Regions from separate parts of the Homo sapiens genome. Here region 2 is linked to region 1. Evidence: chromatin loops called from intact Hi-C (ENCODE). Cell type or tissue: mammary epithelial cell. All regions are shown on one strand.

Evidence for each region. A loop is a pair of places that touch in the nucleus more often than their neighbours do. Peaks named below come from ENCODE experiments on the same cell type or tissue, not always from the same donor. Only the 100,000 strongest peaks of a DNase experiment are listed, where the experiment ranks them.
Region 2: it touches region 1 in a loop (10-fold over the local background); 66 of 110 quality-filtered maps call a loop at or near these places.

What each region holds. Positions count from the first base shown.
Region 1 is chr2:54,102,867-54,110,866 of GRCh38, forward strand. It overlaps LOC105374615 (a long non-coding RNA gene), which reads left to right and starts at 3,437. Exons shown (of 2, transcript XR_940093.1): 1 at 3,437-3,475; 2 at 4,847-6,125. It also overlaps a transcript of ACYP2 not described here. In mammary epithelial cell, CTCF peaks have their summits at 1,143 and 4,262; a DNase peak (open chromatin) is centred at 1,065.
Region 2 is chr2:54,699,913-54,707,912 of GRCh38, forward strand. No RefSeq gene overlaps it. Among named protein-coding and RNA genes, the nearest start is that of EML6, 20 kb to the right of the region's middle. In mammary epithelial cell, a CTCF peak has its summit at 4,968 (motif pointing left); a DNase peak (open chromatin) is centred at 1,299.

The DNA.
Region 1 (8,000 bases):
TCAGCAGTCTCATGGGTCTCAAAGGGAATACCTCATTTCTAATGGGTCCCACAAAGGTTCTGAGGAAGGAAGACTTTGGTTGGCCTGGTTTCCAAATTGTGTCCATCCCTACCTCTCATTGTAGCAGAGGTATAAAAAAATCTGATGAGTTAGGATTGGGTTATATGCCACCCCTGCACAAGGGTAAGGGAAGGCATTAGCTCCCCTAAAATCACAAGGACTAATAGGGGAGAAAGAGGGTTTGTAAAAGACAAAAAAAGAGTGGATACTGTGCCAGCAAAAGAAAAAATTTATATTACAAGTATCATCAGCTCTCCCACAACCACATGTTGGAGTGTGTGAGAAAGAAGTTTTCTATCAAAAGTTGGGGAGAAGGAATAATGCATAGATAAAAGCAACACATGTCCACCACATCATTGTTTTATTTCACATTCATTCATAAACATTATTTCAGATATCTGTTGATCATTTGCATTTGGGTTTTTATGAGTTATCTGTCCATTTTGCTGTTAGGACAGTGCTTTTAAGGTGTTCCTAACATCTTAACCTTGGTCTTAATTCCTTTCAGTTTTGCATGCTGGAAATGTTTTTTTTCCAGTTTGTCATTTGCTTCCTAACTTTGTTATTTACATTTTTATTCAAGATTACTGTTTTAAATTACACATAGATCCATGCAATGGGTATTATGCTTTTACTCATCCTCATTCTAAACACTAAATAGTTGTATGGCTTAGTTATTACTCTGATTTAACTTCTGTGGCCCAGTTTTCTCATCTGTAAAATGGGCCATTGATTTTCTTCCTATTCTTCTAACATGTTTATGACTATGAAATATGATTTATTTATTTGAAAATATAGAGCTCAAGAAAGTGAATAGGAAATATTAGAGAATAGTGTTCTGAGCATTAAATATCAGAGGATCTTTAATGGTATCCCACAGGGAGTACTATGAGTGATTCATATGCAGCTTGATGTTGCTCTGTAGCCAAATAGAGCAGAATAAGCCCCTCCCCTTCCCCACCCTTTGCCCTAGCCGGCCAGGTCATGCAGCAGGCAGAGGAAATGCCTGCAGCTACACTGAATACAGATGCCAGTCAGATCCTGCAGGTTAGAGAGAGTGCTGCAAGGCTAAGCTAAACAGACCAAAGCCAGCCCCAGGTTGAACAAGAAAGCAGGCAGCCAGTATTTTCCTGAGTGTAACTGTGGGTACTGCCTCTATTGGCGGTAGAGACTTGGTACTTAAAATGAACTTCGAGCTGTTCCAAATGTACAGATTAAGAACATCTGGCATGTAGAATTAGGATTCTGATGGGAGATATATACTGATGCTGCCTGGTGTGGGACAAGAGTACATTGATGCATGGATGATGATCAGTAGTCTTGGAGAACAGAATCAAGATAGGATGAGAAAAGAAAGTATTCTTTGATTATAATGACTAAGTGTTCATAAATTCCTTCATGAGGAAGAAGTGGAAATTATCAGAGCCTCCCACTATGTACCTTTGGTATTATAGTGTATTATATATTTATTTTAAAATTGGTGTGTAGTAAAATGGATAACCATAAAAGGGCAAGCTTAGTCATGTAGCTCAAGTCCTTTTGTCACCTTTGTAAAGAACTTTTCCAGGTTTTGTTAAGTAGACATTTTTGATGTAGTTAGATTTTACCAAACTGCTAGATACAGAACTCTGGAGCCTGAGTGATACACCAAATAAACAGTCACCTTACAGGCTACTGTTTTAGTCTTATGTTAGTCTGAGTATTCTACACTTGACAAAAATCACTTTGACAATGAGAAAGTATTACATAAAAGTCATTTATCACAATCCCTCAGATCAGCAATCCTCAACCCTGGCTAAACAGTAGAACTACCTGAGAAGCTTTTTAACAACTGCTGATGGCTGGCCCAGCACCATATTAATTACATTAAAATTTCTGGAGATGGGAAGAACACTCCCCAAGTTCCCCAAGTGAACATAATGTGCAACTAGACAAAAAAGGCTGATAGGGGATTGCACAAAAAGTGGGGTCTAGTCAGGTCTTAGAGGATAACTGTGTCCACAGTGTAACACTGTGTTACAAGCTGAGGCATGGGGTATAATTCAGGTATTCCCTTCGAAGCCTACACAATTGTTAGCAAACTATCTAGTGGTCTCTGGAAGATATTTTTGGGGAAATATTCAGATGTTTTTTGAATACTATTTTGTTGAAAACAATTCAGGAAATTTCCCCCCAGGAAAACTTCTGATTTGCAGCATGCAACATAGAGCCTGAGCACTCTTCCCCGGCTTCCCACTGTACTTGGAACAGGAACCAGACTCCACCGTGGCTTCCACAGCCTGGCATGACCTTTCTCCTTGCCTTGACTGAAAGCTGTATTTAATGCCACCATCTCATATTTTATAATGCAGCAGCCACACTGGGCTTCTTTCAGTTTCTCCTACTTGGGAAACTCGAGCTTTCTACATGCTATTCCCTCTGCGTGGATTAAGTTCTCCCACCTTTCTTCTTGGTTTCTTCTTATCCATTCTTCAGCGATCACTTCCCCAGAGACCTTCCCAGACAACCTCTCTAAGCCCTAATCTACCCCCATCTCTAAATTTTTTAAATTTATTTATTTATTTATTTTTGAGGCAGGGTCTCGTTTTATTGCCCAGGCTAGAGTACAGTGGCATGATCATGGCTTACCTCCCTAGCTCAAGTGATTCTCCCACCTCAGCCTCCCAAGTAGCTGGGACTACAGGTGCAGCCTCCCGAGTAGCTGGAACTACAGCCAAACCACCATGTCTGGCTAATTTTTGTATTTTTTGTGGAGAAGGGTTTTGCCATGTTGCCCGGGCTGGTCTCTAACTCCTGGGCTCAAGCGATCCTCCTGCCTCAGGCCCCCAAATTGCTGAGATTACAGGCATGAGCCATTGCGCCTGGACCCTATTAATAAATAAAACATCACCTTCTCCCCAGCACCTACACATGGCACATACTGGGTATTCAGTAAACATCTGTTGAATGAGTGAATGAAAGACTGTTGAAGGCAGTGTGGCAGAGTGGAAAGAACACTGAATTTTTCCGCAAAAGGCCGGATTCTAGATGGGGTTCAATCCTTTAAATGTTCTAAGACTATTTCTTTGTCTTTAAAGTATAGTACCTGTCCTACTTAGTTCTGTACCTGTAAATATAAAATGGAAGTTGGTATATAAAAGTGTCATAATAATCATAAAATGCCACTGCAAATGTAAGTTAATGTACTATTCATGGACTCAAAAGGAAATCACATATAGTCAATCAGCAAAATGTTTTTCAGTGCTGAATTATTGACACTGTACTGCATTCATCACTATTATCAACCTTTTAAAGGTAAGATTTAATTTTTTTAATTTTTAAAATTATTATTATTATTTTATTTGTAGAGATGGGTTGCCCAGGCTGGCCTCAAGTGATCCTCCCGCCTTGGTCTCCCAAAGCACAGAGATTACAGGTGTGAACCACCGTTCCCAGACAAATATCAGATTTTATGAGTAAGGATGAAAAGTAAATAATTCTAGGTGAAATATTTTTATACTGCAAAAAGCTTCCTATGTCCACGTAAAAACCATCTTATTTACTTAACAAGAGATCTCTGAGACACACAGTCTTTATGAAAAGCTAATTTTAAAGGATATAGTAGATGCATATGCTGTCAACATAATGTCTCATATAATAAGAGTTCAACTAACATTTACCAGACAAATTTTTGAGATGGAGTCTTGCTCTTGTTGCCCAGGCTGGAGGCTACAATGGCATGATCTCGGCTCACTGCAACCTCTGCCTCCTGGGTTCAAGCGATTCTCCTGCATCTGCCTCCTGAGTAGCTGGGATTATAGGTGCCTGCCACCAAGCCCGGCTAATTTTTGTATGTTTTAGTAGAGACGGGGTTTCACTGTGTTGGCCAGGCTGGTCTTGAAGTCCTGACCTCGTGATCCGCCCCCCCTCGGCCTCCCAAAGTGTTGGGATTACAAGCGTGAGCCACCATGCCCGGCCAAATTTTGCTTTTCTTATAACATCCATATCTAATTGTAATTCATGGTCAAGATACTTTAATACTTAAGTCATCTGTTGAGTGAAGGGTACTAACAGTAATTAAACAGCCTGTCATTTAGGGGTTTAGCATGCACCTAAAAGTATTTTAGAAGTGTGTCACCGAAATGAAAGACATTTAGGTGGCACTAGCTTCCTGAAGACTGAAAGAGTAACCCTACCCACGGGAACTGCCTTGCCTTGGGTAGATGGTAGGTGGCAGCAACAGACCAGAAATTATGGTTAACTAGAGCGCTAGACATGTTCTTTTTAATGTTATTCTATCATTTTTTTCCAAAATAAAATAATATAGCTGCAAACCAAGTAGATAGTAAAAATAAATAAGCATGATGTGACTAATTTGCATAATACAGGCTACCTAAGCCTTTATTTATTCTATAATCTTTCAACAGCAATTTATTTTTCAACAGCTCTAAGCTTGGTTTTGTTACTATTCTTAGCTTGTTTTTTTTTGTTACAATCTTTATTTCTTCTCTTTGTAAGTGTTGAAAATTTTAATGCTCCTCTATTGACAGAAAGGGATGGCATATTTGAACTTTCATTCTGCCTAACCTTTGTTCTATTCCTGTTGTGAAGATTTTGCCCCAGACATTGCACTGGTCAAGGTTTAGTTACTGAAAAAATAATCCATTCCAGACAGTTTAAACAGAAATTGTTTAACACTGGGCATTAAATGGCTTATGAAGTTGTTGGCAGGGCTAATGAAAGAGGCTCTTGGTCACTCACTCTCAATCTGAGCTTCGTATCACAAGCATCTGGGTTGCTTTTTTAGAATATCAATTCGGGAATCCATTGCTGACATAATGAATCAAAACCTTTGGGCATAAACTCCCCTGGAAATTCAAATGTTGAGATCAGATAGAGATCCACTTTGAGGCTGAAGTTTTAGGATGGACTTTTACTGCAGAACTGGGCCATCAAGGGATCTACTGATCCTGCAATAGGAAACCATTTGCTGAATTGGGAAGTTGTTGCTATAGCTGCTGGATTCAAAACAATGCATCCCCTGCCATCATCAGAAGCTGCCATGCTCTGGAAACTGCCACATCCAAAAAGCTGCCACTCCGGGACCCGCCAAGCTTGCTATGATATTAATTAGTAAAACAGATGTCCTGTGCCCTGCCTCTTGGTGCCCCACAAGCCAGTGAACAGTCAGTTAACAATGGCACAGAATAACTAAACTCCTCCGCGACTGTGCTTATCACAGAACCAGCAGCAGATGGCCCCTGCCTCACTCATACCCTCCCTCCACATCTACAATTTTAATTCTGCTGGTGGAAACTCTATCACATGAGGAATCTTAATTGCAAGAATGTCCAGGGTTTGTAGCTTTAAACTTCCCAGCCCTACAGAAACAGAAAGTCCAGCTAGAAAGAGATTGCAATGGATGTGTGTACCAATCCACTGTTTCACCAAGGACATCATGAAGTAGATGAGTTATTTTAAAGACACGAAGGCCCTTGTTGTCACACTAGCCCAGACCTGCGGGTAAATCTGAGTCAAGCCCTTTCGGGAGTTTAAGTGTGTGTGAACTAAGAAGAAATCAGGACGAATCTCTTCCCCGGATAGGCTCCTTGCTTCCATAGGAAAAGCAAACCTGATACCAGCTGAAGTCCACGCCTGGGGGATATTAGGAAGGGAGGGGTCTGTGTTGCCTACTTTTTGTCTGAGCTGGTGGCTGGCCCTTTTTCCCCCGAGTTGGTGGCTGGCCCTTTTTCGCCTTCCCTGTCTTGTTGTGATAGCTCATAGTCTGGGCACACTCTGTTCAAAATCTGACTTTGCCATTTTTTGCCTCCTTGGTGTGTCCAAGCAGTGGCATCTGTGATTAGTTGCCTCCTGATGTAATATTAACTTTACCTTTTTCTCACTCAATACCTTCAGATGCCTACTTCCTGTTTTCTAAAGGACTCAATGCTAATTATAATGATATTTTCCTTTACTTTTCCTTACTTCTAGATATATTCTTTTGCATTTTATATTATTTCTTCCTCTGGAAATGAACTATTTCTGTAATACATTCTTTTCATTAATAAAGGTTTTAGTATATTTGATTATCTACTTGTTCTTCTTTATGCCAGTTCAGATATGCTTTAGTGCTTTGAAAGTTAACTGTTTGGTCCTATCTATGCCTGAGCATGACTTCAGGGTTGCCTCGAAATTTAAATTATATGCCCACAATTCACAATTGCAAAAATATGGAACCAGCCCAAACGCCCATCAATCAATGAGTAGATAAAGAAAATGTGGTATACATATATATGCACATATACCATGGAATACTACTCAGCCATAAAAAGAAATGAAATAATGGCATTCACAGCAACCTGGATGGAACTGGAAACTATCGTTCTAAGTGAAGTAACCCAGGAATAGAAAACTAAATATCGTATGTTCTCACTGATAAGTGGAAGCTAAGCTATGAGGATGCAAAGGCATAAAAATGACACAGTGGACTTTGGATACTCGGGGGAAAGGGTGGGAGGGGGTGAGGGATAAAAAAACTGCATATTGGGTACAGCGTACACTGCTTGAGGGATGGGTGCACCAAAATCTCAGAAATCACCACTAAAGAACTTATTCATGTAACCAAACATCACATGTTCCCCCAAACCTATTGAGATAAAACATAAATTTAAAAATAAAAAAAATTATATGCCTGTATACTGAAATGGTGAATCTGCTCATGCACCACATTGAGAAATTATTTTGAAATGTTATTATGAAAACATATAATAGGATACTAAAATAAACTTTCAGAAAGTAAAATTTTAATTTTAGAATAGTTGTTGATTAAAAAAATTATTGTGAATATAGTAGAGTTCCCATATGCCCCACATTCAGTTACCCTATTATTAATATCTTAATATTAATAAATAGTATTTTCTACCATTGTTAATGATAAATGGTATATTTGTTGCAATTAATGAACCAATATCAATATCTCATTATTAACTAAAGTTTGTACTTTATTCAGATGTCCTCAGTTTTCACCTCAAGTTCTTTTTCTGTCCCACGATCCCACCAAGGATACTAACATTGCATCTAGTCATCAGGTCTCCTTAGGCTCCTGGTAGATGCTTCTCAGGCTTTCTCTGTTTCTGATGACCTTGACAGTTTTGAGGATTACTAGTCAGGCATTTCGTAGAATTAAATTATATTCTCTTCAATTTTTAATTTTATTTTTAAACTTCACGTAAGCATTTTAAACACACACAAAATTAGAGAATAGTATAATGAATCCCCATCTACCCAAGACCCAGCTTCAAAACTGTCACCATTTCCAAGTTTATTCTATCTAAACTGTCCTACCTGCCAACCCTGAGGATTTTAAATCAAGCGCCAAATATTATATCATAGTACCCTTATGTATTTCAGTACATGCCTCTAACAGATAAGGCCTTTAAAGAATATACCCACGATGCCGTTATCACAGTGACAAAGTTAATGATGATTCTGTAATGTTTAGTAGTCAGCCTACATTCAAAGTTCCCCAATGGTCTAAAAAATGTCTTGTTCAAGTTTACGTACTCAAATCAGGATCCAAACAAGGTATATGTATTGAATTCTGTTGATTTGAAAAACAGGACTTTTATCTCTGCTTTAGCTGAGACCTGGGACTGAAAACAAAACCATAGTTATAGCTACATTTTGAGATGAGGTGCTAAACTCCCTGTGTTGTGCAAAAGGGGCATTTTAAAAGAGTTTTAAGATTTTTAGTCCAACACCCACCTCAGGATCCAGAGTATTTCTTTGGGGAAATGCAGTAGGGAACTGTGGCTTTTTTCCCTCCCACCGTGGGAGAGAGAAGCAAGGTGTCGCCCCATCACCCCAAGCTCAGTGAGACAGTCTTTAAGAAAACCTCTCTGAGAACTCGGTGTTTACTCCTTGGAGCTAGAAAGACACGTTGACCGATACCTGAGGAAAGG
Region 2 (8,000 bases), 600 kb after region 1:
ACAATCAACACTGGAGCACCCAGATATATAAAGTGAATATTTTTAAAGCTAAAGGGAGAGATAGACTCCAATATAATAATGGCTGGAGACTTCAACACCCTACTTTCAGCATTGGGCAGATCTTCTAGATAGAAAATCAGCAAAGAAACATTGGACTTAATCTGCACTATAGACCCAATGGACCTAATTTATATTTACAGAACATTTCCACTAACAGCTACAGAATACACATTCTTTTCCTCAGCACATGGATCATTGTCAAGGAGAGACCATATGTTAGGTCATAAAACAAGTCTTAAAACATTGAAATAAAATCAAGCATCTTCTCTGATCACAATGGAATAAAACTAGAAGTCAATAACAAGAGGAATCTTAGAAACTATACAAACACATGGAAATTAAACACCATGCTCCTGAATGACCAGTGGGTCAATGAAGAGATTAAGAAGGAAAATTCAAAATTTCTTGAAACAAATTATAATGGAAACACAACACGCCAAAATATGTGATATATATGAAAAGCAGTTCTAAGATGAAAGTTTATAGCTATAAGTGCCTATATCAAAAAAGAAGAACTTTAAATAAACAACCTTATGATAGATGTTAAAGAACTAGAAAAGCAAGAGCAAACAAAATCCAAAATTAGGAGAAGATAGAAAATAATAAATATCAGAGCATAAATAAATGAATTTAAAATGAAGAAAACAGCACAAAATATCAGTGAAACAAAAAGTTGTGTTTTTTTGCAAAGATAAACAAAATTGGCAAACATTTTGTCAGACTAAGAAAAAAAGAGAGGACCCAAATAAATTAAATCAGAGATGAAAAAGGAGACATTACAACTGATACCCCAGAAATTCAAAGGGTCATTAGTGGCTACTGTGAGCAACGATATGCCAATAAATTGGAAAATCTAGAAGAAATGGATAAATTCCTAGACACGTACAGCCTACCAAGATTGAACAATGAAGAAATCCAAAATTTGAACCGACCAATAACAAGTAATAAGATCAAAGCCATAATAAAAAGTCTCCCAGCAAAGGAAAGCCCGGAACCCGGGGGCTTCACTGCTGAATTCTACCAAACATTTAAAGAACTACTACCAATCCTACTCAAATTATTTCAAAAAGTAGAACAGGAGGGAATACTTCCAAACTTATTCTACGAGGCCAATATTACTCTAATACTAGAACCAGACAAAGACACATCAGAAAAAGAAAACTATGGGCCAATATCACTGATGAATATAATTGCAAAAATCCTCAACAAGATAGCAAACTGAATTCAACAACACATTAAAAAGATGATTCATCATGACCAGGTGGGTTTCATTCTAGTGATGCAAGAATGGTTCAACATATGCAAATCAATCAATGTGATATAGCATATCAACAGAATGAAGTGTAAAAACCATGAGATCATTTCAATTGATGCTGATAAATCAATTAATAATAAGTCATTATATCAATTGATGTTGATAAAATCGAACATCCCTTCATGATAAAAATCCTCAAAAATCTGGGTATAGAAGGAGCATACCCCAACATGATAAAAACCATATATGACCGACCAACAACTAGTGCCATACACAATGGGGAAAAACTGAAAGCCTTTCTTTTTGATCTGGAACGTGACAAGGATGCCCACTGTCACCACTGTTATTCAGCGTAGTACTGGAAGTCCTAGCTGGAACAATCAGACAAGAGAAAGAAATAAAGAGCACACAAATTGGAGAAGAATAAGTCAAAATATCCTTGTTTGCAGATGATATGATCTTATATTTAGAAAAACCTAAAGACTCGACCAAAAAACTATCAGAACTCATAAATAAATTCAGTAAAGTTGCAAGATACAAAATCAACATAGAAAAATTAGTAGCATTTGTAAATGCCAAAAGTAAACAATCTGAAAAAGAAATCAAGAAAGTAATCCCATTTATAACAGCTACAAATAAAATAAAATACCTAGGAATTAACCAAAGAAGTCAAAGATACCTACAATAAAAACTGTAAAACACTAATGCAAGAAATTGAAGAGGACACCAAAAACTAGAAAGAGATTCCATGTTCATGGATTAGAAGAATTAATATTGTTAAAATGTCCATACTACCCAAAACAATCTACAGATTCAATGGAATCCCTATCAAAATATCAAGGACGTTCTTCACAGAAATAGAAGAAAAACAGTCCTAAAATGTATATGGAATCACAAAAGACCCAGAATAGCCAAAGCTATCCTGAGCAAATAGAACAAAATTGGAAGAAACACATTACCTGACTTTAAATTATAGTACAGAGCTATTGTAAACAAAATGACGTGGTACTGGAATAAAAACAGATATGTAGATCAGTGGAACAGAACAGAGAGCCTAGAATAAATCCACACATCTACAGCAAACTTGTTTTCAACAAAGGTGCCAAGAACATACACTGGGAAAAGGACAGCCTCTTCAGTAAATTGTCTGGGAAAACTGGATATCCATATGCAGAAGAATGAAACTAGACCCCATCTCCCTATCTCTTGCCATATAAAAAATAAAATCAAAATGGATTAAAGACTTATATTTAAGACCTCAACCTATGAAACTACCAAAATAAAACATTAGGGAAACTCTCCAGGACATTGGACTGGGCAAAGATTTCTTGAGTAATAACCCACAAGCACAGGCAACCAAAGCAAAAATGGACAAATGGGATCACATCGAGTTAAAAAGCTTCTGTACAGCAAAGGAAACAATCAACAAACTGAAGAGATAACCCACAAAATGGGAGAAAATATTTGCAAACTATCCATCTGATAAAGGATTAAAATCAGACTATATAAACAACTCAAACAACTTCATAGGACTAGTCTAATAATCCAATTAGAAATGGGCAAAAGATCTGAATAGACATTTCTCAAAAGAAGACACAAAAATGGCCAACAGGGATATGAAAAGCTGTTCAACATCATGGATCATCAGAGAAATGCAAATCAAAACTACAATGCGATATCATCTCACTCCAGTTAAAATGGCTTTCATCCAAAAGTCAGGTAATAACAAATGCTGGCAAGGGTGTGGAGAAAAGGGAACTCTTGTACACTGTTGGTAGGAATGTAAATTAATATAGCCAAAATGGAGAACAATTTGGAGGTTCCTCAAAACAATTTGGAGTTTCCTAAATATAGAGCTACCTTATGATCCAGCATTCCCCCTCCTAGGATAAACCCAAAAGAAAGGAAATCAGTGTATCAAAGAGAAATCTTTACTCCTATGTTTATCGTAACACTATTCAAAATAGCCAAGATTGGGAAGCAACCTAAGTGTCCATCATCAGATGAATGGATAAAGAAAATGTGGTACATAGACACAATGGAGTACTATTCAGCCGTAAAAAAGAATGAGATCCTGTCATTTGCAAGAACATGAACGGAACCGGAGGTCATTATGTTAAGTAAAATAAGCCAGGCACAGAAAGACAAACTTCACATGTTTTCACTTATTTGTGGGAGCTAAAAATTACAATAATTGAACTCATGGAGATAGAGTAGAAGGATAGTTATCAGAGGCTGGGAAGGGTAGTAGGAGGCTGTTGGGGAAGTGGGGATGGTTAATGGGCACAAAAGTTAGAAAGAATTAACAAGGTCTAGTAGTTGATAGCACAACAGGGTGACTATAGTAAAATTAATTTAATTGTACTTTTAAAAATAACTGACAGACTATATTTGGATTGATTGTAACACAAAGGATAAATGCTTGAGGTGATAAATTTTAAAAAGGCTTCAACAACAACAACAAAAAACAACGAATACAAGTAAATTGAACTTGCTCATTAAGGTCATGTAATTTGGAAAATGGTGTTTACTTTATGTTTTTTTCTAAATATTTTAAGATTAAATGCTGAATTAGAAAAATGCATTGGAATTTCAAGTATATATAACAATTTATTAGGTCGGTACGAAAGTAATTGCTGTTTTTGCCGTTTTGCCATTACTTTTAAATGGCAAAAACAGCAATTACTTTTTTGCCATTACTTTTAAAATGGCAAAAACAGCAATTACTTTTGCAACAACCTAATAAAAGAAGAAATAGATTAACATAAATGTGGCATTTTGAATAAAATTGCTTATGCAATTTTTCATTAAGGCAAAAACTAACAATTCTGAGTGGCAATTAGAGTGACTCATCAATCAAATTATTTGATTGCATCAAAATGAAAAACTCAACAATTTGGCATTTTAAGCAATGAGTCCAAAGATATTCCAATTATATTGCTTAGTCCCCAGAGTATTTTTCCCCTTGTCTGGGATTGGCCAATACTGAAAACCATGCCTCTTCCTAAAATATAATGAAAGCTATGTTTTGAAGAGGCTTCTTAGGTCATCTAGACAGGGCCCTGTGATCCTGTGATGAGAGCTACCATTTATTGAATGTCTAGTGTGTGCCAGGCACTGTGCTAAGTCCTTTACATGCTTATTCTGCTCAGCATCATCCCCATTTTACAGATAAGGAAACAAAGATACAGAGACAGATGTTAGCTTGTCAAGTCACACGTCTGGTAAATAGTGGAGACAGGATTTGCACCAGGCAGACTGACTGTGGCTCCAGTTTCCCACTGGTTTTGGAGCTGTATTAAAACAAGCACCAGGATAAATAAATATGGGGGTAACTGTGCAACCAAAGAAAGGAACCTGAAGAATTGTTGACATGTGCAGCTCAAGATATAATCTGCTGTCCCAATTTTCCTTTTTCTACTCACTCTTTTTTTTCTATTGCTACTGTTGCAAAGCAAACAAGCTATCCAAATAGTCCACCTTTTAAACTAACTGTAGACTAAAAATATCATTTATTTATACTTTAAAAAATCTTGTAGATTTAGTAAAGGAAGATTTAGTAAAAATTCAATGAAGGAAGTATTTTCTGCTTAAACAGCTTGAGTTTACCTCTTGGTACACAAGATGTGGCCCTTTATTAAAGATATGGTCTTCTGTCGCCATCTTCAGGAAGAGATATAAATATCTCCTCTCTCGTGCTGTCAATTTTTAGTACATTCATGATTCAACCAAAGTTTGTTATATACAAAGAGATAAAAGCAGAATTAAAAAACATTTCTTAGTACATTTAGTGCACTAGTGGCCAGTATTTAAAGAGAATCTAAAAAGTAGACTGCAGTATAGAGAAAAAAGAGTATTGTATGTCAAAATGGGTTTTGACATTTTTAAGGAAAATTTGGGGTCTTCATCAAACTCTAACATTATTGAAATTTTTCTTAATAAAATATACCTGTAAGCTTTGTCTTGCTTTCCAAAGGTTTATGTCCAATGAGCAGAGGATAAAGTGCATCTTATTTCCTCCTAAGCTTATTTCTGCAGTCATGGAAGTTGCCCTTGCCTGGTGTTCTATAGAACATACTTAGATCTTGGCCCCAGAGAGCCTATCTTGTTCACTGATCTATCCCCAGCTACCAGCAAGATTTGTGACCCATCGTAGGCACCAGTAAACATTTGTCAAGTCAATGCTTTCCTTCTTGTGTTTTACAATGAATCATCCTTTACTGTATAACTTTGGAGATAACCTAGATTTAACCAAAAATGTTGGCCAGGCCCACCCAGCTTATCTTATCAGTAAGTGAAATGAGCTTTCTCTAAGGCAAGCCAGCCTCAGGATTAAAAAAAAAATACCCCCTGCTATTCACAGATCCTAAAATTCTGTTATGAAAAAGTCACCTTTTTGAGTGTTACCTTTTTACAATTTCCTACATAGGAAAATTAACTTTTTTTTTTTTTTTTTTGAGACAGAGTCTCACTCTGTTGTCAGGCTGGAGTGCAGTGGCACGATCTCAGCTCACTGCAACCTCCGCCCCCCAAGTTGAAGCGATTCTTCTGCCTCAGCCTCCTAAGTAGCTGGGATTACAGGCGCCTGCACTGCACCCGGCTAATTTTTTTTGTATTTTTAGTAGATACAAAGTTTCACCTTCTTGGCCAGGCTGGTCTTGAACTCCTGACCTCGTGATCCACCCGCCTCGGCCTCCCAAAGTGCTGGGATTGCAGGTGTGAGCCACCGCGCCCGGCCAGAAAATTAACGTCTTAAGTGCTGTTAACTCTAAGTTTGGCTGGACTCAGGGGAGCCTTAATTCCTGGGTTAAGGGATACCTTATCAGGAGTAGTACTACAGCAACTGTGGAAGGTGAGTGGTTAGGGTATGGGAAGAACATATTAGAATTTCTACATATGTCATCTTTAAAATGTCTTTGTTTTACATGACATTTAGGGTATATAACTCATTTTTTTTCTTTTTTTTTTTTTTTTTTGGGACGGAGTCCCGCTCTGTCGTTCAGCCTGGAGTGCAGTGGTGCGATCTCGGCTCACAGTGACCCCCGCATCCCAGGTTCAAGAGATTCTCCTGCCTCAACTTCCTGAGTAGCTGGGACCACAGTTGCACACCACCACACCTAGCTAATTTTTTTGTATTTTTAGTTGAGACAGGGTTTCACCGTGTTAGCCAGGATGGTCTCGATCTCTGGACCTTGTGATCCACCCACCTTGGCCTCCCAAAGTGCTGGGATTATAGGTGTGAGCCACCATGCCCAGCCATGGTATATAACTTATTAATACAGTAGTACATGTATATAATTTATTCTTATATATTTACACACACATCAGAGTGCTCACTAAAAATGTCTTATTAATAAGTTTGAAGATCACTGTTTAAAAAACGTGACTTTGGAGTCAGACCTACACTTGAAGTACAGCTCTTTCACCTATAGATGTGGGAAACTGGATAAATTCTTTAACCTCTTTAAATCTTTATTTTCTCTTTCATAAAATGGGAATAGTAATATTACTTTTGCAAGGTTGTGGTGAAAATTGAAGGAGTGGTCTGTAACGTATTCAGCCCTGGGCCTACAAAATATTAACAGTTCAGTAAATACAGCTGGCTTCATGGGGTTGTGTGTGATCTGTGTAGTCAGGGGCCTGAGTTCTGAGGTGGTTTGCATTTGGTTTAATGCTCTGCTATGGCTGCCTTGAAATTCTTAATAATTTTTGAACAAGGGTCCTGCATTTTCATTTTTTACTGGGCCATGTAAATTATGTAGCCAGTCCTAGTAAAGGGTAGCTTTTACTGCTGGCCTAGCTAAATTGCTGTTCAAGGTTTTTTAGTTCAGTTATCTAAAGGTTTGTACTCTTTGATCCACATCACTATTTAAGCTTCTTTAGGCTACACATGTTCCTTCTTTGAGGATGAGCATAATATTTTTTCTAATGTAATTTTTTGTTGGGATATAATTCACATGCCATAAACCTTACCATTTAAAAGGTAAAATTCAATTGTTTTGAGTTTATTCACAAGGTTAGCCAAGTCTCTTTATTTTATTGTAGTATTTTTAATTTTTTTGAGATGGAGTCTCGCTCTTGTTGCCCAGGCTGGAGTGCAGTGGTGCAATCTCGGCTCACTGAAACCTCTGCCTTCCAGGTTCAAGTGATTCTCCTACCTTAGCCTCCTGAGTAGCTGGGATTACAGGCGTACACCACCATGCCCAGCTAATTTTTGTATTTTTAGTAGAGACAGGGTTTCACCATGTTGGCCAGACTGTTCTCAAACTCCTGACCTCAGGTGATCCACCTGTCTTGGCCTCCCAAACTGTTGGGATTACAGGCATGAGCTGTCACACCCAGCCCTATTCTTTTTAAAGAGCCCTAGATTAGGAGTGAATTGCACTGATTCCACATTGTTTTCCCCACTCTTTGAAGCAGGATCTAATATATGATGTGTGACTGAATTATACTACTTCATGAAAATATATTGCCCATATCAAACTAATGCTATTAATGAACTGGCCATAACATTTTAGAGGTGGGAGAGATCCCAAAGATCATTTGGTCTTACTCCTTCATTTTATGGTTTAGTAAATTGAAACCTAAAGAGATTGACTGCTTTGTTCAAAGCTGCAAGGAAAGTGGTTAGAGCTGTGGTTAAACCCAGGTCTTGTTTTAATTTCATGTGTCCCTAGCTCTATAA